Linked DNA regions of Homo sapiens: all the other regions are linked to region 1. The links are chromatin loops, found by intact Hi-C in ENCODE. Cell type or tissue: HCT116. All regions are shown on one strand. Region 1 overlaps ATP11A (ATPase phospholipid transporting 11A). Region 2 has its middle 120 kb from the start of LINC02337. Region 3 has its middle 6.6 kb from the start of ATP11AUN.

What was found. Hi-C counts contacts between places; a loop is a spot of excess contacts. Peaks named below come from ENCODE experiments on the same cell type or tissue, not always from the same donor. Only the 100,000 strongest peaks of a DNase experiment are listed, where the experiment ranks them.
Region 2: it touches region 1 in a loop (28-fold over the local background); 7 of 110 quality-filtered maps call a loop at or near these places.
Region 3: a loop joins it to region 1, with 15 times the contacts of the local background. A loop is called at or near these places in 83 of 110 quality-filtered maps.

The regions. Positions count from the first base shown.
Region 1 is chr13:112,870,587-112,878,586 of GRCh38, forward strand. ATP11A (ATPase phospholipid transporting 11A) reads left to right here. Exons shown (of 30, transcript NM_015205.3): 26 at 1,149-1,214; 27 at 2,987-3,090; 28 at 5,190-5,355; 29 at 7,631-7,717. The coding sequence ends at 7,708. Among named protein-coding and RNA genes, the nearest start is that of MCF2L-AS1, 94 kb to the right of the region's middle. RefSeq lists enhancers at 1,744-2,943, 2,083-2,584, 2,585-3,084, 2,706-2,755 and a silencer at 4,646-4,835. In HCT116, a CTCF peak has its summit at 4,122 (motif pointing left); DNase peaks (open chromatin) are centred at 2,545, 2,830 and 4,105; H3K4me3 peaks cover 1,591 bases; H3K27ac peaks cover 2,934 bases.
Region 2 is chr13:111,471,200-111,479,199 of GRCh38, forward strand. No RefSeq gene overlaps it. Among named protein-coding and RNA genes, the nearest start is that of LINC02337, 120 kb to the right of the region's middle. RefSeq lists an enhancer at 3,667-4,167. In HCT116, a CTCF peak has its summit at 3,434 (motif pointing right); a DNase peak (open chromatin) is centred at 3,442.
Region 3 is chr13:112,636,464-112,644,463 of GRCh38, forward strand. No RefSeq gene overlaps it. Among named protein-coding and RNA genes, the nearest start is that of ATP11AUN, 6.6 kb to the right of the region's middle. RefSeq lists an enhancer at 420-1,089 and a silencer at 6,196-6,379. In HCT116, a CTCF peak has its summit at 4,487 (motif pointing right); a DNase peak (open chromatin) is centred at 4,488; H3K4me3 peaks cover 532 bases; H3K27me3 peaks cover 1,073 bases.

The DNA of each region.
Region 1 (8,000 bases):
CAGGCTGGTCTCAAACTCTTGACCTCATGATCCGCCCACCTCGGCCTCCCAAAGCGCTGGGATTACAGGCATGAGCCACCACACCCGGCCCGCTTTTTAATTCTTTATAAAATAAAATTCCCTGCGAGGTGCAGTTCATGGAATCCGATAAACTAGAAATCGTCTGGGCCACAGCGCAGGAGCGTCCCAAAGGAAAGCAGGTTCTCCCGAAACAAGTTTCCAGTCGGGGGTTTTCCCCAAGGCGGGGGGTGGTCTGGGCAGCAGCCCTTTCTGGCCTGTGCCTCGTGCGGTAGAGAGGCGTGCTGTCCTCACGGGTCGGGCACGCGGTCCTCACGGGTGTGTCTGTGTCTGTGCTGCGTTGCCAGCTGGCAGCTCGTGGGTCCCACTGACCTTCCCTCCTCCACGGCCACCTGGGCACCACTGCTGGCGGATCTGTGGTTCTGGCCGCACGCGGGGCAGCCTCTGTCCAGCCCTGTCCTGTCTGCCGGCTTGTCTTCTCTGTCCTGAGGGAGGTTCCCCGAGGGAAGCCCCCAGGCTTCCCCCTCTGCATGGGTGCCTGGGGTGTTTCCTCTGCATTTACTCGCAGAACGTTCCCGCCGCTGTTCTTCAACAGCAGGCAGGAGTCTGAGCTGAGTTCAGAAGGGAACAGACACAGTCTGTGAGTTTGTTCCTGAAACCCGTGGAATGTAGCTGGGTACTCAGGCAACTGTCTTTTCTACGTAAAACACAAAACAGAAAAAGGAGGTTTGCGTGTACCCGAGTTTGCATTATGGATATTTAAATGCCAGCTGTGAGGGAGTTTTTGTGCTCAGTTTGAGACCTTGGGACGTCTGTTGTGGCTGAGAGCATTGAGCAGGGCCAGCGTCAGGAGCGGGCAGCAAGTTGCAGATAGGCAGGCTCTGAGCCCATCACCAAGCCACAGAACTGGTGGTGGGAGATGCAGCCGGGAAATGGGGGCGTCCTGCCGTGCTCTGGGGAGTTGCTGCATCTTCTTTTACGGGATAATAAGAAAATATAGTGCTTATATCTTTGGGGTTTGAAGTGTTGGCACACAAGAAAAATGAGGTGTATTTTCTAAAACTCTTGATTGTGAAAGAGAAAAAAAAATACATAAAAACGAGATGACTTGGACTATTTTCCCCAAACAGATATTTGGAAACTGGACGTTTGGAACGCTGGTATTCACCGTGATGGTGTTCACAGTTACACTAAAGGTAAGTGGTCTCGCGCTCACGTTCCTCCCCCAGCCACAGTGAACCCCTGCAGTGTAGGCCTCACGCGCTCTGAGCTCTCTGAATTATAACTCTGTACTGAGGCTGGAAGCCACTCTCCACCCAGCCTTGGCTGGCTCCTGGGGCACCCCTGGGCATCCTTGTCCTGCTGTTTAGACAAGTAATGCACAGCCACTCAGCACACCCGGCCACCCCATGTGCAAACCCCAGAGCTACACCGGAGGTAACCTCGGGAGCAAGCTGCTTCTTTGTGAAAGAATTCAGGCTAGAATTGTTTTCAGTGGCAAGTAGCCCTCCCCCCAGCGCCATCAAAATACACTTTAATTGAAACAAATTAATGTATTTTGAAAAATTTCACTCTTTAAAGTTCAGTGAAATTATATACAGAATATATCATTATGAAATCTCAAAACCTATCAGACTGAGTCTTAAAAAGTGATACCAAAACATTCCTAAGGTGATTTTCTTAGATAGTGATGTAAACAACACCTGACTCTAAAGTAACTTTCTGGCCAGGCATAGTGGCTCACACCTGTAGTTCCAACACTTTGGGAGGCCAAGGTGGATGGATCACCTGAGGTCAGCAGTTCGAGACCAGCCTGGCCAACATGGCAAAACCCCATCTTTACTAAAAACACAAAAAGTAGCCGGGCATGGTGGCACGCGCCTGTAATCCCAGCTACTTGGGAGGCTGAGGCACGAGAATCGCTTGAACCCGGGAGGTGGAGGTTGCAGTGAGCCAAGATCGCACCACTGCACTCCAGCCTGGGCGACAGAGCGAGACTGTCTCAAAAAAATTTTAAGAAGTAACTTTCTTCAGTAGAGACATAAAGAACACCTTAATCTGAATGACTTTCTTCGGTGACGATATAAACAACACCTTGGTCTGTGGCCCGCATGCTGCCATCTGGGAAATACATCCATGGCTCCCTTACCTAGGACCCAGGGCTGTGGCGTCCCCACATTCTTCCTCTCCACTCACACTGTGAGGTGTGGCTTTGTCTTCCTGAGCAGTGTGAGGTGTGGCTTTGTCTTCCTGAGCAGTGTGAGCTGTGGCTTTGTCTCCCGAACGGTGTGAGGTGTGGCTTTGTCTTCCTGAGCGGTGTGAGGTGTGGCTTTGTCTTCCTGAGCGGTGTGAGGTGTGGCTTTGTCTTCCTGAGCGGTGTGAGGTGTGGCTTTGTCTTCCTGAGCGGTGTGAGGTGTGGCTTTGTCTTCTGGAGCGGTGTGAGGTGTGGCTTTGTCTTCCTGAGTGGTGTGAGGTGTGGCTTTGTCTCCTTAATGGTGTGAGGTGTGGCTTTGTCTTCCTGAACGGTGTGAGGTGTGGCTTTGTCTTCCTGAGTGGTGTGAGGTGTGGCTTTGTCTTCCTGAGCGGTGTGAGGTGTGGCTTTGTCTTCCTGAGTGGTGTGAGGTGTGGCTTTGTCTCCTTAATGGTGTGAGGTGTGGCTTTGTCTTCCTGAGCGGTGTGAGGTGTGGCTTTGTCTTCCTGAACAGTGTGAGGTGTGGCTTTGTCTTCCTGAGCGGTGTGAGGTGTGGCTTTGTCTTCCTGAGCGGTGTGAGGTGTGGCTTTGTCTTCCTGAGCGGTGTGAGGTGTGGCTTTGTCTTCCTGAGCCGTGTTTTGCAGGCATTGAGTCGTCATTGCTGGGTCTTGCGTTTGGTTTAGTTTCTCGTCACCCCCCGGCTCTCTGTCCTGCCCATCACGATCATTCTCACTGCTCAGATGACACCGTTAACTGCCCTTTTTTTTTTCCTTTTAGCTTGCATTGGACACACACTACTGGACTTGGATCAACCATTTTGTCATCTGGGGGTCGCTGCTGTTCTACGTTGTCTTTTCGCTTCTCTGGGGAGGAGTGATCTGGTAAATATCTGATAAGTAGCTGATAATCTGATAAATATCATGTGGTTGTTATTTTTTTATCAAGGGTTGAAGACACATTTTCCGTGCGGCCCTGTTGGTTGGGGCAAGTGTTTGTTGAATGGCTGCTGTGTGCTGGGTGTCGTGGGGTCCTGGGATACAGTCGGGGGCAAGACACCGGGGGGTTCCTGCTCCGGTGACTTGCATCTTCCGGGGGAGAAAGACGCTAACTGATAACAGCTTGTGACGAGTTATACGGAGGAACAGACCAGGATTCCGCACCAGGGGACCCATGTCAGATTGAAAGGCCAGAGGTGACTTTTCAGAAACAGTCATTTGAAACCTGGAAGAAGAGCGCCATCATCACAGCAAGTCCCAGCTGGTAACCGCCTCCCACAACGAGGCACTGGCCAGGCATTCGACAGGTCCTGTCTCACTCCATCCTCACGCCCCGCAGCAAGATGGGGCCCAGGCATGGTGGGGCTGGACCTTGCCCGCAGCAGCCTGACTCATCGGGGAGCCTCTGGTTTGGGGGAGAGCAGCAGGCACGCAGGCCCGGGCGGGAGGAGGTCCTCCGTGAGTGGGAGCCGTGGCCAGCGGAGAGGGGCCCGGACCAGGCTGCAGAGCAGGCATGGTGGCCTCCTGGACCGCCGGCCGTGAGGATCCTGGCTCGAGGCTGTCGTGGTCAGTCGAGGCAGAGCACAGCAGAGTTGAGTGGCTCTTTTAAAAACCCCACGGTGGCTGCGTGTTGAGCTGGTGAGAGCGACATAGGCAGGGTGGTCAGTCTAGAGACTGTCGCTGTAAGCCAGGAAACGACGCTGAGTGGTATGGGCCCAGGGCCAGGTCCCAGTCTCAGCCCCAGCGCAGCAGCCTCTGCCACAGCCCTCTGCAGACCTGGGGTCAGTAGCCGGCCTAGGGAAAGCCAGCAACCCACTCAGGATCCCTCAGGGCCCCTGACCTGGGCGGGACTCTCAGCCCAGGAAGAGTCCCTCCGGATTCTCTCGTTCAGCCAGCGGCCCCTGGTGGCCCCAAGTTGCATTACACAGTCTCAGAGATGACAGCCCAGCTTGGAGGGTGTCAGGCACCCTGTCAGCCCCAGAGAAACCTGCTTAGCTCTAGAGAGCCCAGCCCGGCTCTGGAGAGCCCGGCCATTCTAACAGCCCTGAAGGCGATGGCTCTGTAAGAGGAAGATTCCATCCCAAACCTCTCTGACCAGCTCCTGGGCTTTGTAGCCAAGGAGCCACAGCCCGTCAGCCTTGGTAGAACCACAGCCTCTCACATTGTTTCCTAAAACATTGACCCCACGTCTTTGATGTGCTGGGAGCTCACCATGTCACCACCGCTTGGTGATGAGACCCCATCCTCCTGCCCGCCACCAGCACCACGTGGGTGCCCCCAGCCCCATCCCAGGTCTGCCAGCAGCTGCGTGTCCCTCCCGTTACCCACCATGCCCTGCTTCCGTTTCCCTCCTGTTGTCCACACACCAGTTTCACTGTGCTTCCTGGAGCTGGGGCCCTATCTCTGTGTCTCTGCCACCATCCGTAGTGCCTGGGATGTGAAAGGCGATCAGGAAACGTTACCGGAAGGCACGTATAGACGTGGACCTGTGGGCTCGGGCTGGCTGCGGGTCACTGGTCCCTGCATCCTTGCCAGCCTCCCTCATGGAGGCTGACGCAGACGTCTTTGAATCATCCTCTTTCTGGGGAGAGAAGTCATTGCTTGCTCTGTACTGACGACCAGTGCTCGGGACGTCCTTCCCATCCGAGACTTCAAGATAGAAAAACATCCCTATTTCAATCCCTTTGTGTTTTGTTTTTTGTTTTTTTTTTTTTTGCTTCTGTGAAACTGAACTTCAGAGACTTCTATGTCCCATTTGAGATGACTTCATAGAATTCCTTCTCCCGTTCCTCTTACCCCAGCATTACCGGGAGGTTCAGTGTTCATTTTTTATATGATAAATTCAGAGCAGGCTCCGTGGCTTGCCAAGCAACTCTCACTGACAAAAGTGTAAACTCCCTGAACAGACGGCCTCTCCAGTGAGTAGAGAGGCCAGCCCCAGGGAGTACATGCCTCACCAGCGGCTTCTCTTCCCTGCCCCTCAGGCCGTTCCTCAACTACCAGAGGATGTACTACGTGTTCATCCAGATGCTGTCCAGCGGGCCCGCCTGGCTGGCCATCGTGCTGCTGGTGACCATCAGCCTCCTTCCCGACGTCCTCAAGAAAGTCCTGTGCCGGCAGCTGTGGCCAACAGCAACAGAGAGAGTCCAGGTACGGAGTGTCCCCAGCCGGGGCGGGGGTGCCTCAGGGCCCTGGCCTTAGGATTGGGAGATGACCGTTTTGAAAGACAGTGTGAAAGGTTTGGATTTCATGAAACGTGATCAGTTCAGGTATCACTAATGAGTGTCCTGACGGTGCATGATGTTAAACATCAGGTACATTTGCGATGACCGATGTCTAATTTTATGTTTCAACCTAAACAGTCATCTGAAATGAGACACAAATAAGAGAAAAAAGACTGATGCAAAAGGCAAATTATTTCATGTAAATGGAAACCTTTTTTAAAATTAATCATTACTTTAAAAGGTTGAATTACATAATTTTTAAGGATGGTAAATCTGGCTGGAAACGGTAGCATCTGTATCAGGAAATGCTGGTATTGGTGGAGCTGCTTATTTTACACACTCCCAAGTTTTAGGCACAAGCAGAATTCTGGGTCCAGGGAAGACGTGACGATGCCGAGTGTCCCCCCAGGTGCAGGGTTTGGCAGGTGTGAGGACTTAGCTCCCGGTCCCCCATCCTTTTCAGCAGCTGGCCTCTGCCTTCAAGCTCAACCCTAAATCAGAGGCAGTGACCACGACCCACCTCTGCTGCTTTACTGGGAAGCCTGCCTGTCCTCAGAGGGCCGCTGCACCTGTCACGGTCCCTCAGGACTCTATTAACAATGCAAGTTTTCAAGTTTCATCCCCGAAATTTCCAATCACTCCTTGAGGTGGAGCCCTGGACTGGGCAGTGCTGAAGCCCAATGGGGAAATGAGGGGTGGGGGCCCCTGGCAGTGGCTGCTCCTGCAGGGTGTGAGGCTCCCCAGGTGGGAGGAAGACGGGGAGTGAGTGGGGGCCGGGGCCCCAGCCCTGACTCACTCACGTAGCTCAGACACCCGGGGGCTGGCTCCCAGCGGTGCTGCTGTGCTGGGAGGGAAGACAGGTTGCCCTCCCTTGGGGGGCACAGCCTCACCCACCACCCACCTCCAACAATCAGAATGGGACCCTGGCTTGAGAGCTTTCTTGGGACATTGGTGCCGATTTGAAATGTTGAAACCGATGCCACCAGTTCCCGGCACTCCCTCCTTCATGCCTCCTGCCACAGTTTGTAAAATCAGAGCGAGCAAAACTCGTGGTGAAGAGACTGCCTCTCAATGTAGTGAAAATGTCCACACACAGCTCCACTGACTCGGGGGCCACAGGCAGGAGAAACGCAGCAGAACGTGCCAGTTGGCTGCTTATAAGAAGGTCCCACTGAGGGGCCTCTGTGCAGGAGGGGAGACAGTGGGAGCAGGAGCCGGGGCCCTGGCTGAGACTCCGCGGCCCCCAGTGCTTCAGGGGAAACTCACCGGCCCCAAGCAGCCACTCACTGCCCAGCCCTGCCTGTGGCCCGAGAAGCAGCTGTCCAGTGGTGGTTTTCTCTAAGCACGGTCCTTGGTTACTGAGCTCTTTAGCTGTGCAGTTCCACAGCGGGCACACGTGTTCATGACAGGGCTCTGTGCATGGGACACGTGTTCATAACCACATCCCATACATGGGGACGTGGCAGACACACATGTAACAAGGACATCAGGCACAGAAGAGACAGCAGGGCTGGGGGTCTGACCCCGAGAGAGAGCAGGTGCAGCTTGGGGGTGTCTGCTGGGCCCCTAGCTGTGGCCACAGTGGTGTGGCTTGGGGTTTGCACGAGTCTCAGCCCCACCTGGCCCCTGGGTGCATGTGGCTGCAGAGGTGCTTGGTCAAAGATGCCTGAGCAGGCAGGAGTTGAACTCGGGGGGTTAGGAGGGCCTCTCCCCGCAGGAGTCTGGGCTCTTCCATGCACTGTGCACGCAGCCTCCAGAGTCGGGGCTGCCGAGGGCCACGCCCCCGGATGTGTCTGACCACAGGCCCTCTGCTCTGCAACTCATCTCCAGGATGGGTGGGCACTTTGGGAATGCCAGTGAGGACCCTCCCCGTCCCACCCTTTGTTTAGAAGCCCCTGTATTGCTGTGGGTCTCTGCGTCCCACAAGAGCCCCGGGAATGCTTATGAACAGCTACACAGCGGGACCTGCAGAAGGCATAAAGCAGGGGGTGGGAGGGGCTGGCGGGTCACGGTGGGGGGCACCAGTGTCCGCCCAGAGTGACCAGAAGAACTTGCACGTGGTGGCGAGCCTCTGACTAACTCAGCTCTGTCTCTTGTTTCTCTTTCCTTCCCATTTCCTTCCGTCTTCCGACCGCTTTGCCTAAATCCTCACACCTTGTTCACACACCCCTGTGTGCGTGGCCGCTGACCTCGGGACTAAGACTAAGAGCCAGTGCCTTTCTGTCGAGCAGTCAACCATCTTTATGCTTTCTCAGACTTCCAGCAGCCTGAGTTTCTGATGGAACAAGGTGATGCTCCTCTGCCTTCCACGCACCTGGGATGGTAGACACGGGGCAGCAGGGCCATGCCCATCACCAGAGCCCTGAGTCCACGTGCTCTGACGCAGCGTCCACCAGGCGCTGGGTACAGCAGCCTCACGTCGGGAAGTCCCGCCACCACTTACACCTTCTCATGCACAGACTGATCATGGGCTGTGCTTTCCATCAGTCACAGTTAACCAGGGTTTCTCCCTCAGCGTCCGTGCAGCCTCAGAACCCACCTGTGTGAGGGTTCAGACACAGCTGACAGCGG
Region 2 (8,000 bases), 1.4 Mb before region 1:
TGCACTGGCCAATCACTTCCCTCCCCCTCACCCCAAATCACAGTGAGGAGTTCAGAGGGGAGTGTGGGGCGCACATGAATCAATACCGCGTGTACACGGACCAGGTCCTGGCCTGTCTCTGCATCTATAGATCCACATGCGTGTCAGATCCATGTCTACGTATCTATGCATCTCTGCATGTTCCAGACCCTGTCTCTACATGGGTACGATGTCCCTGGGGTGCTGGAAGCCTCTGGCAGCAGAGTCTGCTCCTCAGATGCCACCTGGCGTGCCCCACACCCCAGTCATTCTTGCTTTGCTCCCTGGAGACTCCATTCCTCCAGTCACAGGCATTTGGCCCTAGGGGCACGGCTGGCACAGCATAAGGTGAGGGAGGTGCGTGGTGCGCACAGGTTAGAGGCGTTTACCCTCGGGACCATGCAAGTGCAGCGGCAGAGCCCTCGTGGGCCCCTGAGCACAGGCACTTCTTTGCGATTTGCTCTCAGGGTGCCTCCATTTCCTCATCCCAGTCTACGTGATTCTCAGGTGAGTCTAGCTCACAGCAAAGAGATCACTGTTCACTGTTAAATTTTAAACTGTGGTCATTAAATGCTATTGCACAGGCAGTATCTAAAGACTGATATCTAAAAACATCTGATTTTCAAAAGCCAGAGTTTGAGAGAGAAAAGATTTGGAAAGAATTCTACGGACGTGGCTTTGCCTGCGGAAGGTCAGAGAATGAGGGTCCAGGACAGAATCACACCCTGACTACAGCTTAGGGAATCCTTGGTGACTCTCTGGCTGCACCAAAGATCAAAGAGGGCCTGGAAGGAGAAAGGTGACAGGAGGGGATTGGCCCGAGCCCAGGTGTAGTAAGCCCATGGAGGCCCTGGGTAAGGGCTCAGGGCTGCAGAGAAGGGTCCGGTCTCCTGGGGTGGGTGCAGCCTCACCGAGAAGCCTACAGTGGCCCAGCCCTGGAGGGGCAGTGAAGGATGGTGACCAAAGAAGGCCCCAGGGCAGCTGCTGACCTGCCTTGACACACAGGATTCTGGAGCCCCAAGGGGGTTGTGGAAGAGCCGCATGGGCCACAGAGAACCAAGGATTCTGAGATGGGCTAAGGGGCATAGGCACGGACCACCGGCCTCAGGCGGGGATGGGGTGAGGGCTGTCAGCAAGGGTGAGGGGCATCCCGGGGCAAACGCCAGTGGAAGACCCAGGCCAGCTCAGGACTGGCTGTAGACAACTGGAAGGACAACGTGGAAGATTCTGAAGCCTGGATAGCCTCCTGGGAGAAGGAGATGCGTTCCAGCGACCACCTTGAAGTCTGGAGAGGACCAAGTGACCTTTGATGGGTGAGATGAAGTTTCGTGCTATTTGTGCAAATGCGGGTCAGTGGAATATGTGACTTTTCAGTTACGGAGAAAGAAAATCAAGGCATCCCACCGATTTCAGGTACTGCGGCTCTGATACTTGTACCTGCTACACTTTGCAAGGAGGTTGGCAAACAATCTTCCATCTGCTCCTGTGTGTCTCGCTGTCGGGAATGGGAAGGGAGGCATTCCTAGGGCTGTTGGCTTTGTGGGTTCCCACTGTCCCACTCCAACATTAGGTCTCGCAGGAGCTGGGATGCAGACCCTGGTCTAAGGCTCATCCAGGAGACCTGTGACGATGCATTTATTTTCTAGCGATCCTCCCTGCAGAGAATGAGCTCCTGAAAGGTGGCCCATGGCATTCTGGGAAGAGACTGTTGGGTAGGGAAGGTCCAGGGTTGGGGGTGAGTCTTGGGGTGGGCAGGAAGGAGGCCTGGCTCATCTGGATCAGCATCTGGTCAGGAAGCAGGGCTGGGGACAGGCAGGTGTTTTCCCATGAGCAGTTTGCATGGAGATGCCTTTCCTGCCCCCAAGAGTGCAGGTGCCGATGTCTGTGTACGTGCTGTGCACGTGGGGGTGCAGACTTGGCACAGCCCTGCACAGTCACTGGATGGGCAGCGGCAGACGTGGAACAGGTCAAACTGCCCTTTGTCTGCAGACTGGGCAGACCTGAGGGACGTGGGGAGAATCAGGCAGGACTCACTGCTGCAGGGCTTCCAGTCACTTTGGGAACCCAAAGGAGCTTCCAGTGCTGAGCCCACTGCAGGCCGTGTGCGGGCAGGGCAGGGACTGAGAGCAGGGGCTTTCCACCAGGACTTCTGCCTGCTGCAATGAGACGGGGCCAGGCAGGCATGAAGCGGAGGCCAGGGGGCTGTGCCAACCTGGAAAAAGTACACATGTAGAAAGTACATGAAGAACGTGATTACCTACAACAGCCCCAGCCAAGCACAGCTGTTCACATTGGGCCCATTTTCTAGGAGTGTGTCTAAGTGGGTGTGAATGGCTGTGTTCAGACTGCATACTCTTTGTATTGTCCCATTTGTCAATGAAAAGTAAGTCCTTCACTTTGGACTGGAAGTCCAACTTTTTTTTTTTTTTTTTTTTTTTGAGGCAGAGTCTTGCTCTGTTGCCCAGGTTGGAGGGCGGTGGTGCAGTCTCGGCTCACGGCAACCTCCACCTCCCAGGTTCAAGTAATTGATTTTCCTGCCTCGGCCTCCAGAGTAGCTGGGATTAGGGGCACCCACCACCATGCCTGGCTAATTTTTTTTGTACTTTTAGTAGAGATGGGGTTTCACAATGTCGGCCAAGCTCGTCTTAAACTTCTGACCTCAAGTGATCCATCTGCCTTGGCCTCCCAAAGTACTGGGATTACAGGCGTGAGCCACCACGCCCGGCCTAGAAGTCCAACTTTTTACCCTTTTGTCCAGACAAGACCTAGTCTTTTTTAGGGGGAGGTTCTGATTAGTGAGTGTAGATTTGCACTTGGTACTGAGGCCTGGTCATGTTTTTAAAGTGTTTCATTGATAAGCTACGGGTGCATGAAAATGTCTTATAATCACACCAGTGTTTGCACCTTAATGTTGTCGTGGGGTGAAACAAGGCTCTATCCATTCACGCTTGGACCACAAGGTCACCTGTGCTTGTTCCCTGCAACTTTGATGTGGGGCTGGTAGGAGACCTCCTGCTATGGGACAGGGGCCAATTCGGGGAGTGTCGAGGTCCCCCTCCGCCAGAGGGAAGCTGCAGCCCCAGTGAGGGGTCAGGAAACCCCGAGTGCTCGGGAACAAGGCTCCAGGGAGTCACTGTCCCAAGCTGGGGAGTTTTCTAAAGGTGTTCGTTGTTGTGGATGGAAGCGACGTTGCTGCCGGACTGGGACGCAGGTGCCAGGGGATACAAGCGAGTTCCGGCTTCACCCACTTTCTTGGTGCCTGTTAGGGAGGCGGGAGCTGTGAGTGTCCTGGAACCCTGCATTTCTTCTCTTGGCTTCCTTTTTATTCTAGAGCTCATGGTCTCTGATGGAGGCTGATTAAATCCCTGGATCTGGTATTTCTAAAGAGTGAGGTTTCTTGTCTTGCCACCAGATGTCAGTAAAATCCCTCTTAAAATAAATGTGCTGCTGGGCAGGTGGATCCAGAGAAGGGAGTCCTGTCTAGGATTTGAGGCTTGGCTGAGGTGCCGGAGAAGGCTGTGGTCCTGTGTGCTGATATGGGCAGCTCTGGTCCCCAGGCTCCTTGGGGAGGCCTGACTCTGAAAGCTCCCCCAACTTGCCTGCCTTGCAATCCCAACTCTGCTGGCACCCTCGCTTGTGCAGGAGGCCACTGCAGTGCAGGCGTGGGACGCGGAGCTGCTGCTGAGGGACCGGGGAGGGGCCCCACGCTGGGGTCTCAGCACTCAGGTTCCTCTGCTTCCGGCAACACCTCGGGCTCCATCTGTGCAGGATTTGTTGCAGGAACAGGGGAGGCTTTACAGGGCTTTGTTCAGCGTGGTTCTGCCTGAGGGCGATGACATTTTTATTTATTTTAATTTATTTTTTTGACACGGAGTCTCGCTCTGTTGCACAGGCTGGAGTACAGTGGTGCGATCTCAGCTCACTGCAACCTCCGCCTCCCGGGTTCAAGTGATTTTCCTGCCTCAGCCTCCTGAGTAGCTGGAGGCTACTCAGACGTGCGCCACCACGCCCAGCTAATTTTTGTATTTTTAATAGAGACAGGGTTTCACCATGTTGGTCAGGCTGGTCTCGAACTCCTGACCTTGTGATCCGCCCGCCTCAGCATCTCAAAGTGCTGGGATTACAGGTGTGAGCCACCACTCCCAGCCAACATTTGTTAATATAACTGCAGAGCCACATCGCGTCCACACCAGGGATGCTGTCGGGGTGACTCTCCATAGGCTGGAGAGGACCCCAGGAGACAGGGGAGGGATGGTGCTGACGGAGGTAGCAGAGGGCCCCGGGTGCAATCCCTATAATTCCCATGCTTTGCCACTTTACCTTAGAAATAGGGACCATCTCTGGATTGTATTTATTGCTCATGAAACAGTTTCACGCCTCTTTTCCACTTGTTCCAGCAGAAGCGTGTGGGTGGCACTGATTCCATTAACGTGTTGTCATCTTATTTACTGGGTTGATACTGATTCCAGAAGCTCTGGGCTGAGAGTGGCCCAGGGTGGGCCTAGCTGTCCTGCTGGGGGCTGGGAGGGCGGCGAGGTGACTGGATGTGCAGGCTTTAGGTAGAGCTGCACTTAAGTCCCAGCCACACTCGTGATTCCTGGATCACCCTGGGAAGTGTCCTGATCGTCCATCTTGCTCCTGTATCTCTAGAATGGCAGCAGTAATGCCTCTGCCATCAATATTTTGAAGTTTAAACAGATACTATCTGAGCTGTAAGAGCAAGAAGTCATGGTGAGCTCTGCAGAAGAGTGAGGAGGGACAGGAGCTAAGAAAGGGCCGAGCCAGCCCTGTAGGCCTCCCACGGGCTTGGAGGGCCCTTGTCTTAGTGGACAGATGAATTGCTTGGGTGATGATGAGCTGGCTGGGGGTTTGGTGGGCCCCTGTCTTAGTGGACAGATGAATCTGCTTGTGTGAACATGAACTGACTGGGGTATCTTTACATGAATAAAGAGCAGATTCGCCAGGAAGTGGAGAGCCTTGAACCAAGGCTTCACGGAATGTGGACACAGAGAGAAGGTGGGACTGCCAAGGCCTTTCCTGAGGCCCCCGCACCTGGCCCAGTGGCTATCAGGTGGCATTCACCTTTGCAGAGCGTGAGAAGGCACGGATGCTGCTGGCAGGCCTGGGCATGGTGGCCCAGCAGCCAGGGCTATGGACAGGAATTCCAGGAGCATGGCCGCTTCCTGGTGCCAGGGGCCTGCTCACCTAGGAGGCCTCTCCCAGGCATCAGATTAGCTTCACAAAGAAGGGAGGCTTAGTGACACCCTGACTCATCTCCCTGAAATAAGAAAACTAACTGCCTAATTCGAAGGCCAAGTCAAACCCTGAAATAGTCCTGGAACTGGAGGGTTATTTTAGGGATAATATAACCACACCAAAAAAATTCCAATGCTCGTTCCTCCTGCCTCTTGCTTTACTATTTCAGATTTTCAGAGTGTTTTTTGTTTTTTTGTTATTTTGGGGGAAAGAAAATCGTTGTACCTCTGCTATTTTTTCCTAAAGTTACATTAAAACCCAGATGGATGCTTTCTTTTCTTCCGTTCGGTGGTGGTGGTGGGGCATTCCTCTAAGATAAGAAGCAATCTTCCCTTCCGGGGTTGTTGAGTCTGGGACTCCTGCTCCTGGGTCATGTGGTTTGGCTCCGTGTCCCCTCCCAAATCTCAGAGCTGTGATTCCGGTGTTGGGGGCAGGACCTGGTGGGAGGTGATGGGATCCTGGGGCCAGATTTCACCCTTGCTGTTCTGGTGATAGTGAGTGAGTTCTCAGGAGATCTGGTTGTTTAAAAGTGTACCGCACCTCCCCCTTCACTCTATTCCTCTTGCTCCGGCCACGTAGGACCTGCCAGCTTCCCCTTCGCCTCCCGCCATGATTGAAAGTTTCTTGAGGCCTCCCCAACCATGCCTCCTGTACGCCCTGTGGAACCAAGAGCCAACTGAACCTCTTTTCAGTGACCCAGTCTCAGGTGTTTCTTTACAGCAGTGTGAGCATGGACTCATACATAGGATCTTTTTTTCCAGCCCTGACTGTGAGAGACTTGCTGGGGTCTGGGCTTGAGGTTCACAGGTTTCTCCTGGGGTGGCTGGGGTGGGGTGACAGCCAGGCTCTGGGCTCAAGCACCTGACACACCTGGCCAATGGGACCACATTCCCTAGAAAGGGGCCATGGGAGAAGCTGGACATCCACCTGCCAGGGTGAGCCAAAGGGCAGGAAGACTGACTGACATTTCAGAGCACGATTCACCAGGAAGCTGATGTGCTAGCTGTCTTCATCTTTGAAGAGTTCAGGAAGTGTTGGAAAAACCAGCTGCTTCTAGAAATTTCTCTCGTATTCTATTTCCTGACATAGAGATTGCCCATTTTTGGTTCCATGGGAGTGTGTATGTCTCTTAGGCCTCAGGCTGGGTTGCAATTCCCAACTAACTGAGACCACTTCCATTTCAGAGAGGGAGGCTCTGTGTGCACCATTCGAATTGTCTTGCAGAAGGATTTATTTTAGATTCTGATTAAAAAAACAAAACCTGAAACAAAACAAAACCTCACTTGCCTGTCATTTTCTGGAAAGTTATCTTCTCCATTCTTAATTTATTTCCTTACGACAAATGTTATTTATTTTCATTATTAAAAATTTAGACTACACATATGAGGTAAAACACAAAAATAAAAATTCATTTTTCCTGGTGATAACTGCTTTTGTGGGCCATCTTTTAAGACTTTTTTCTATGTGCGTATTTTTTTTTACAGTAGTGATATACTTGTCAGTATTTTTTAAAGGCAGGGATAATGGTGTACAATGAGAAAAATTTAGCAAATTCTACATACAGGTTTTTTTGTTTTTTATAAAAAGTAAATGGAAATAGACTAAAATCACATAGAACTAAGTGGCCGTTCTTCAAATGATTCAACATGGAGTTACCATAGGACCAGCAAGTCCGTCCCTAGGCACATGTGAAATGGAAACTCAAGAGAAATAAAAATGCACGTCCACACATCAACGCGTGCATAAATGTTCACAGCCACATCACTCAGTTGCCGAAAGACGAGAACAACCTGAGTGTCCGCCCCCTGAGGATGGGTAGACAACTGTGCTGTATCCACGTGGTGGAACGCTATTTGGCCTCAAAAAGGAATAAAGTGCTGGTACAGGCTGCATGGAGGAAGCTTGAAAACGTTATATAGTAAGTGAAAGATGTGAGTCACAAATCACTACCTAGTATATGATTCTGTTTCTATAGAATTTCCAGGCCGGGCATGGTGGCTCATGCCTGTAATCCCAACACCTTAGGAGGCTGAGGCAGGCAGATCACTTCAGGTCAGGAGTTTGAGACCAGGCTGGCCAACATGGCGAAACCTTGTCTCTACTAAAAATATAAAAATTAGCCGGGCATGGTGGTGTGTGCCTGTAAATCCCAGCTACTCAGAAGGTTGAGGCAGGAGAATCACTTGAACCCGGGAGGTGGAGGTTGCAGTGAGCCGAGATTGTGCCACTGCACTGTAGCCTGTGTGACGAGCAAGACTCTGTCTCAAAAAAAAAAAAAAAAAAAATCCAGAATGGAAAAATCCATAGGGACAAAAATCTATAAGACAGATTAGTGATGGCTTTGAACCTGAGGGCAAGGGCAGAAGGGGGCTAGAGGGTGACAGCTGAAGGCACAGAATTCCTCTTTGTGGTGATGGAAATGTTCGAAAATGCACTGTGGTGAAGGTTGCACGTACCTGTGAATATATTTAAAAACCATTAAATTGTACACTTTTAATGAGAGAATTAATGGTATGTGAGTTATATTCCAGCTAAGCTGTTGGAGGAGAAATGTGAGGAACCCTAGACTTGGGAATGTGAAAGGATTTTAGCAACTGTGTAGCTGGGAACCTCTGTATTTGACCATGTGATGTATTAGAGAGCCCCAAACCCCTTACTAAACAAGGAGAAATATTGCACAAAATGCAGCAGACATTTTAAATGGGTAGTTCAATTCGCAAGAAAGT
Region 3 (8,000 bases), 230 kb before region 1:
TGCAGGTCTGGGGACCCCAAGGAATTCAGGGGCCACAGACACCACAATTCTTCCCTGTCTCTGCTGTAGAATCCAGGCTCTCTCCTCCAAGGGGTGCAGCTGAGGAACTCAGAGAGCAGATTGACCCCGCCGATCCCGGCTGCAGGACTAGCAAGGGCTTCATCTGCAGGTCCCATCCCCTCCAGGGAGGATGGGGATGACAGCCAATGCCCTCGGGTGCGCACCATGGCCAGGACACTGCCCCAACACAGGCCATTCTTTTGATGACCCTGCGAACGTGCACGATGACTGACTCCCGTGTTACAGAGGAGGAGCCAGGAGCACGGAGACGTCAGGAGTCACCCAAGACCATGCAGCCCAGGAGCCAGGATCTGCTCTGCCTGTGCTTTGCACCGACAACCCTCACTGTCTGCACCTCATGGGGTTGTCTGGGTCCTGGGGTTTGTATGAGTAACACGCAGGCAGGCACATGGTCATGCTATCCACTGCCAGCTACCAGTTTTCCGAGCACTATCCCATTTCTTTCCTGGTTCCCAGCTTGTCCCCATGTGGCACCTGGAGGCCAAAGGCAAATCTGGGGCTGTGCATGACAAGGGCTCGGGTGGGAACTCCGCCCACAGACACACCCACCCTCCTGAGGCCCATGTCTGCTCTAGGGCGAGGCCCTGGCTTCCATTGGGTCCACGACAGGCAGGGCTCGAGGTGTCATTATTTCACCCCACAGCCCAACGTGCTTCTGTCAGTCGACGGTTTTTACTCCAGCGAGCAGCATCACCCTTAAAAAGGTGGCAGAAACATGGGAGATGGGTGGGAGGAGGGCAACAGAGCCACCGTCTGCTTTCATCGCCCAAGCGCAGCGGCTCTGCCACCTGGCAGCCGAGGCCATGCAAGATTTCGCAGGAGGAGCCCATGGCCGCGGGGAGGAGGAGTGGGCGCAGGAGCCCACGGAACAGGCCAGGCAGGAGGGAAGGAGGAGTGGGAGACCCAGGCCATTCTCCTTCCCACTTTGGCGCTGGCAGACAGATCCAAGGAGCTGCCGCCAGGGCGGCCTCCAGGCCCCCGAGAAGAATTCCTCAGAGATTTTGCAAAGCCAGGGTTTCCTTCACGCAGTGCCACTGTCACAGGCGTTCGAACCAGAGCAACTCCATCTTGAGTGAGGGCTGGAAAATGAGGCTAGGCCTTGCTGGGCTGCATTCTTAGGAAGTCAGGCATTCCGAGCCTCTAGATGTTTACAGTTCAGGGAACAAATTAACAATGTTTACTAAACAGACCCAGACTTGAGAGTGTCCAGATATCCCCATAACTGGAGAACAAAGGCATTCCTAACTTTGCTTTAAAGCGAATAATATCTATTCTTGTAAAATATAGTAATTAAGAAACCTAATCCTTTATCACAAACCCTTGTAGCAGAGCACATCTCCCCATATGAAGCAGCATTTTCCCAGGGTGGACGCGTCCCTCCTCTTACTTTCTGGAACGTTCTCCTCTGTCTATGGAGCAGCTGCACTTTCACCACTTTGCTTTCTTAATAAACTTGCTTTTACTTTGCCCTGTGAACTCGCCCTGAATTCCTTCTCGCGCAAGACCCAAGAACCCCCTCTTGGGGTCTGGATTGGGACCCCGTCCTGTAACATATTTCTGGCGACCACAGAAGGGATGATAGTGCAGAATCCCTGAGCTGATGGCCACCTGAGGGTGCGTGGTGGGTCCTGCAGCACCCCTGCCTGCCCCACTGGCCACCTCTGCTGCAGGGGGCTTCAGCTGCCACCTCACAGCAGAAAACGTCTCGCCCTGGAAATGAAGTGGGTTCTGCAGGAACCAGGAAGATTTTATTTGATTGCAGTGGTGAAGAGAGAAACGGTCAAAGCTGACTCTGGCACAGGACAGGCTTGGAGGGCGCCGAGGATGAGGTCGAACAGACGATCGCGTGTGCGCCTTGACCTTCCCTGTGCCCTTGCCCTGCCCTGCCCAGCACGATCTGGCCGCCGACATTCTACACGGATAGCAAATGAGGGTCTGAGTCTTCATGTCTTTCCCCTGGAGCTACGCTTCCCACCTGGGAAGCTTTCAAAGCAAACTGGCTGGGACTCCACCCTCAGGTTTCCGATTCCATCACCTGGGGTGTGGCCCTGCCATGGTGTTTCCGACAAGTTCCCACGTGACGCGGCGAGGCCGGCTGCAAAGCTCTGCTCTGGGTCTTTGTTTTGCAGTTTGGAGTAGAAGCATCAACAACGCAGTTAAGCACCAATTCAATGACCCCCTATTTAGTACCTGGCATATTTTGTACTGGGCATGGGACTTGGTTATTGCGCCCCACGTAATTACAGGGTACAGTCCGGGCTGAGAGCCACTTCCCCAGGGATATACACGTCCAGCCCCTGCCTAGGAGGTGTTCCTGGTGGATCTACCTCTTCCTTCAAGTTTACTGTTAAGGGGAGGGATGATTTTTATAGAGAAGGGAGAGTTTCGAAAATGCCAAGTCTCTTAGCTCAGTGTCCGTGCCAGACCCTGCCCTGCTCCAACAGCCCTAGGGCCCCTCTTTCCTGTTCCCTTCAGCCTCTGTTCTTGCTTTTTTGCTGAATCAGCAGAGCATAAAAGTGTCGTCAGATCAACTAGCATCTGCTCCATGCTATGGCCATGTAGGTAGGCAGTGGCTTCTGTCCCACCAGCCACATGGCCACAGTCGTCCAGTTGCCCAGGAGGGGAAGGTGAGTGTAGTATGCCGTCACCACCCTCAGCAGCCTCTCGCGCCACGTCCTGTGACTCGACCCGCATAGTCCTCCCCTCCCAGTGCCCCATCTGGAAATGTAACTCATCTGCCTCTCCAGGGGCTAAAAATCTGATAAATTAATTTCCTTTTAAGATATAAGTGGATTGATAAAGCTTAGTACAGTTACCATCTTAGAGATGCCTCTATTCTGTTGGCCATAGTACCTCCACGTTGAAAGCATGAAGATTCTGTAATGTACATTGGGAGAGAATTCCCCACAGGTCTCTCACATTGCTGTGTGTCTTGCAGGCAAGGCACTAACTGCCTTTGTCCAAAGCTGTCTTTTCCAGAATGACTGTATAGCAAACAGCCTTGAAAGATACAGATCGTTTCTCTCTGGAGCAAAGGGTAAGCATGTTTCCTGCCTATGATAAAAGATTTATATCTTCTGAGCTCAGGGTTTCTCTCTGTAATGCACCTGCTCTGTGTGGGGGCACCCACCTGTGCCCATCCACTTCCAGTACCCCATGGCACTGGAAGACAAGAGGAACTGCCGTAAAGATGCAGATGCCTGTGCTGCCTGTGCCACGAGTGACAGGCTTTTGTCTCTGACCTCGGAATCTCATGCCTCCTACAGAATCTCTGAAATGGGCAGGCTGATGTGTTAGCTCACAAGTGGTGAAATCTCAGTCTTTCACAGTTTCTGGCACTATGTTCACACGGTGGATGATTACACAGCTGTCAGAATGAATGCACTGCAGTGAGACACAACATGGTAAAACTCAGCAACGCAATAGTAAGGCAAAAAGTAGTCTAAAACCACTACAGAAAGCATAATACCACGTTAGTAAAGTTAAGCACGTCTATATTAACACACTTTTTAGGAATACCTATGGGTGCAAAACTATTTTTTAAAAAGTGAAAGTGGAGAAGCAGGGACATGGGATTTAGGATGATGGTCAGCTGGGGGTGAAGAGCTAGGGGATGGTGCGGGAGCATGGGATCAGGTGCAGCCGTGTGGTTTAAGGCAGGTTACAGCCAAAATCCTGGCTTCTGTTTGGGTTGTAGACACTCCATCCACATTATCAAAATAAAACTAGTAGCTCACCGTATTGGCCAATGAATGAAACTGTACTATGTGAAGCAAGGATTATTATTAATTTAGTTTGTTTACCTGAAAATAGTTAGATAAGGATGGACAGATAAATAGATTAAATAAATAAATGCATGGATGAATAGACGGATGGATACATAAACAACAGACAAAAAGCTTGGCGGAAAACCTCCTTCCTGAGGAAGTTTCTTACTCAGGAACTCTTGTCCTTTCTTTTAATCTAAAGATGAAATGAGACATCTTATCGGGAATATTGGTTTAGAGGACTGAGTACCAATGCCACGTGGCAGCGCTTTTTTTTTTCTTTTTTTTTTTTTTTTTTTTTTTGCATAAACACCTGTGATAGCAATTTCTTACATTGCGCAGCCCAGAGACATCCTTCAAGTCCCCCAGTCTGGGCGTGGTCAACTTTGCTGTATGTTCAGGGAGACCCAGCCACAGCATTGAGGGAATTTCTAGAAAAACTCAACAGCTGACCTCTTTGCCTGGCTCCCTGAAGTCCCAAAGAGGCTGAGGGACCCTGGGAACAACTGGAATTGCGGGTTTCTCCCTTGGGTGTTCGCGGGCCTGGGCACAGCGCGATGGGAAACGCAGGTGCCGCCCACCCAGTCGGCAGTTCCGGACCTGCACGGCCGTGCACTCTGCCCCCAGGTGGCGCTCTTGGGATCTGGCCCGCATGGCGGGGTCCTTTGGCTCAGCTTGTTCTGAGCCCCCAGAGCTTGAGCTGCCTGTGCCAATGTCCCCCTAAAAGGGATGCCAGTTTACAGACTTTTCTAGGCCTCTAGGCTTGAGGTAAATCTTACAAGTTAATTTCCTTGAAAGACAGAATTGCTGTGGGTGAAGAAAGGCTTGTATGGCTTGTATGGCCTGAGCAGGGAATGAGGTGTGTAATTTAAAATTACTTCATGGCTGGGCATGATGGCTCACGCCTATAATCCCAACACTTTGGGAACCTGAGGCAAGCAGATCACCGGAGGTCAGGAATTCAAGACCAGCCTGGGCAACATGGTGAATGAAACCCCGTCTCTACTAAAAATACAAAAATTAGCCGGGCATGGTGGCGCATGCCTATAATCCCAGCTACTCAGGAGGCTGAGGCAGGAGAATTGCTTAAACCCGGGATGTGGTGGTTGCAGTGAGCCAAGATTGCACCACTGCACTCCAACCTGGGCAACAGAGCAAGACTCTGTTAAAAAATAAATAACATAAAATAAAATCAGTTCCTAGAAAATGAAATATCGACCGTTGAAATGTGGAGTTTCTGAGGCTACGCAGCCCAGGCCCTGGCTGGAGATTTGTGCTAATAAGCCTCGTGACCCTGGGCACAGCCCAGCTTTATCACCTTCCCTGTGGGTCAGATGCGGAGGCAGCAGCCAGTCTCCAAGTCTGCTTCCAGTGCTGAGATGCCGTCATTCCTGCTTCCACACCACACCCTGGTCCTCGCTGCAGGTGTCCGTTTCCCAGGCCCCTGAAAGAGGAATTGGAAGATAAAGATTCTATTTCAGGCACGATGACCGCTCTCTGATCCCTTCGTCTACACAGCAATTGCACACAACTCCTTTGAGGTTGTTGTTTTTCATCCATGGCCTTCGGTTCACGATGCCCATCACGCCCCCAGTCCAGGAGGATTCATTAGACAATGTCTGTGAAGGGCTGACCTCATCAAAGGGAAGTGCTATATGAATCCGAGGCATTAAAAATAGAAGTGAAGCCAGAAGATGTTTAATCTCAAGGGTAAACGTTTCCTGTGCTGCTCGATAAACCGCACGTGTTCAAAGAGGAGCAGGCAACACAATGCAAGGAGGAGGACGGCGTCTACACGGGAGTAAAAGCAGGCCAGCCCATCGGGCGCTGGAAGAAAAGGCACCCCCGTGCTTAGAGGCCCACTGATGACCAGAGGGGCTGTCCTGGGGCCCACATACGCAGGAGGTGAACAGCATCCCCGTGCCTTGCTCGGCGTTTCCGTGAGGTGTCAAGGCAGCCCTAAGCGGTGCATGTGCCCTGCAATGGGAAGGCGGGGTGGGGCCCTAACCTTCCCCTGGACCTTGGGCAAGCACTTCCTGCCTCTGAGTCCCATCTTGGAGAGGAGGGCTGGCCATACACTTTTCAGTTTGCACAAAGGCCTGTGATGCCTTTGCTGCATGAATTCCATCAAACCCATCCCTGCCTGAGAGGCGTCGGAGCACCGTGGCCAAGAACCCAGATCCTGGAGCCTTGGTTCAAATCTCACTTCTGTCACTTAATATTTCCCCCAATATTTTGTTAAGGAAAAATTTAAACATGGAAAAGCTGCCAGAATGGCTCAGTGAGCACCTGCCCACCCGCCGCCTGCCCGCCACCCACTCCTACATGCTAGCAATGGACATTTTATCACATCTGCCCCCAGGTCCAATGCTCTGTCCACCAACCCATCTTGCTTTCATGTATTTCAAATGAACTTTAGGCCAGGCAGCCTTCCTATCAGGAAGGCTGAGGCATTGGCCTCCCATGGCTGCTCCAGCAACATCTCCAAACCAACAAACAACTCTGCCCAAGAGCAACCAGAGTCGTGTGGATTTCACTTTACAAGTAAGATGCCAGATTAGGGAGAAGGATTACAAATGGGTAGGAAAGTCAGGGATGGTCCCTGTGTGCCTGAGTGCTGTCACTGAACAGCAGCGGGCATCCGTGATTCCGATGCCCACATCAGGGCCCTTCTGAGCACCAGGTAGGTGGCATGTCCAGCACTCCCAGACCCACCAACAGATGACTCGGAAAGGCTGGGCTTTTACTGAAACATCTGTACCAAGAAGTCATCTGCTAATAGTTTTCTTTGTCAGACTCTCTGTTTTCATGTTTCATCATGAGCAATCTCAGCGTTAGAGGAAGTTTGGAGAAAAATAACCCATTGCCCACACCTAACTATTTATGTTTATTTTTATTTATCTATTTTTTTATTTTTTTGCCGGGCCACTTCATGAGACCTCATGTAGTTCACCCTCGGCAACCTCAACATGTCTCTGAAAAACAAGGATGTTCTCCTGCACAGTCAAAGTACCATTCTCACACCTAAGAAAGTCAGTAACGATTCCTTAATACCATCTCCTATCGTGTCCAAATTCAGAATGTCCCCGTTGTCCCCACATGCCTTGTATTACAGAACCAGTCAAAGTTCATGCATTGTATTTTGTTTTTCTGTCTCTATTGCCTCTTTATTTTATTTTATTTTATTTTATTTTATTTTATTTGAGACATAGTCGCACTCTCTTGCCCAGACTGGAGTGCAGTGGTGCCATCTTGGCTCACTGCAACCTCTGCCTCCCGGGTTCAAGCAATTCTGCTGCCTCAGTCTCCTGAGTAGCTGGGATTACAGGTGTCCGCCACCAGGCTCAGCTAATTTTTTGTGTTTTTAGTAGAGATAGGTTTCACCATGTTGGCCAGGCTGGTCTCGAACTCCTGACCTCAGGTGATCCACCCACCTCAGCCTCCCAAACTGTTGGTGGCGTGAGCCACCATACCTGACCTAGAAAAATAATTTACTCTTTAAATTTGATTGGATTTTAACAAAAGTATGTTCATGCCTCCTCAATACATCTTCTATGAGAACTGCATACAGACATTCACCTGTTCACAAGAAACTTTAGTAAATTATTTAAATGTTACTGTGCCCTCCCTGGATTGGACTTTGGAATTTGCCTTTCATTAACACACTACAGTCTGACATGGGGCTAAAATATAAACACTGTCTCTATTTTAAAATAAGTGATCCTACTTAAAATTAGCAAAATGGAACCCTGTTAGGCTGTGAAATGAAGTGCCCAGTTGGACGTCAAGCAAGTGCGGCCTCCCCATTGCCTGACCATCCACCAGTCTCCCTGGAGTGGTGGCTGCTGCATCTGACCCTGACTCAGATGTTAGTTGACTCCAGAGTGTCCGGAGTTTGCCAGCTTCCTGTGTAGAGCCAGAGTGAGACGGGCAGGCAGCCAGGAACGCACCTGCAACAGATGCCCATTGGATGGAGTTTCTCTCCCGGCTTCCCTGCCCTGCTCCCGGAGTCTCCCAGGTCCTAGGCCCTCACTGCCTGAGGCCACAGCCCTGAGTATGCATCAGCTTTTCCTCCCTGAGCTGTGCCAGAGCCCTGAGCCCACCTCGTACCCCCAGGATCCCATCCCTGTCCTCTGGCTTCAGGCTGGAAAG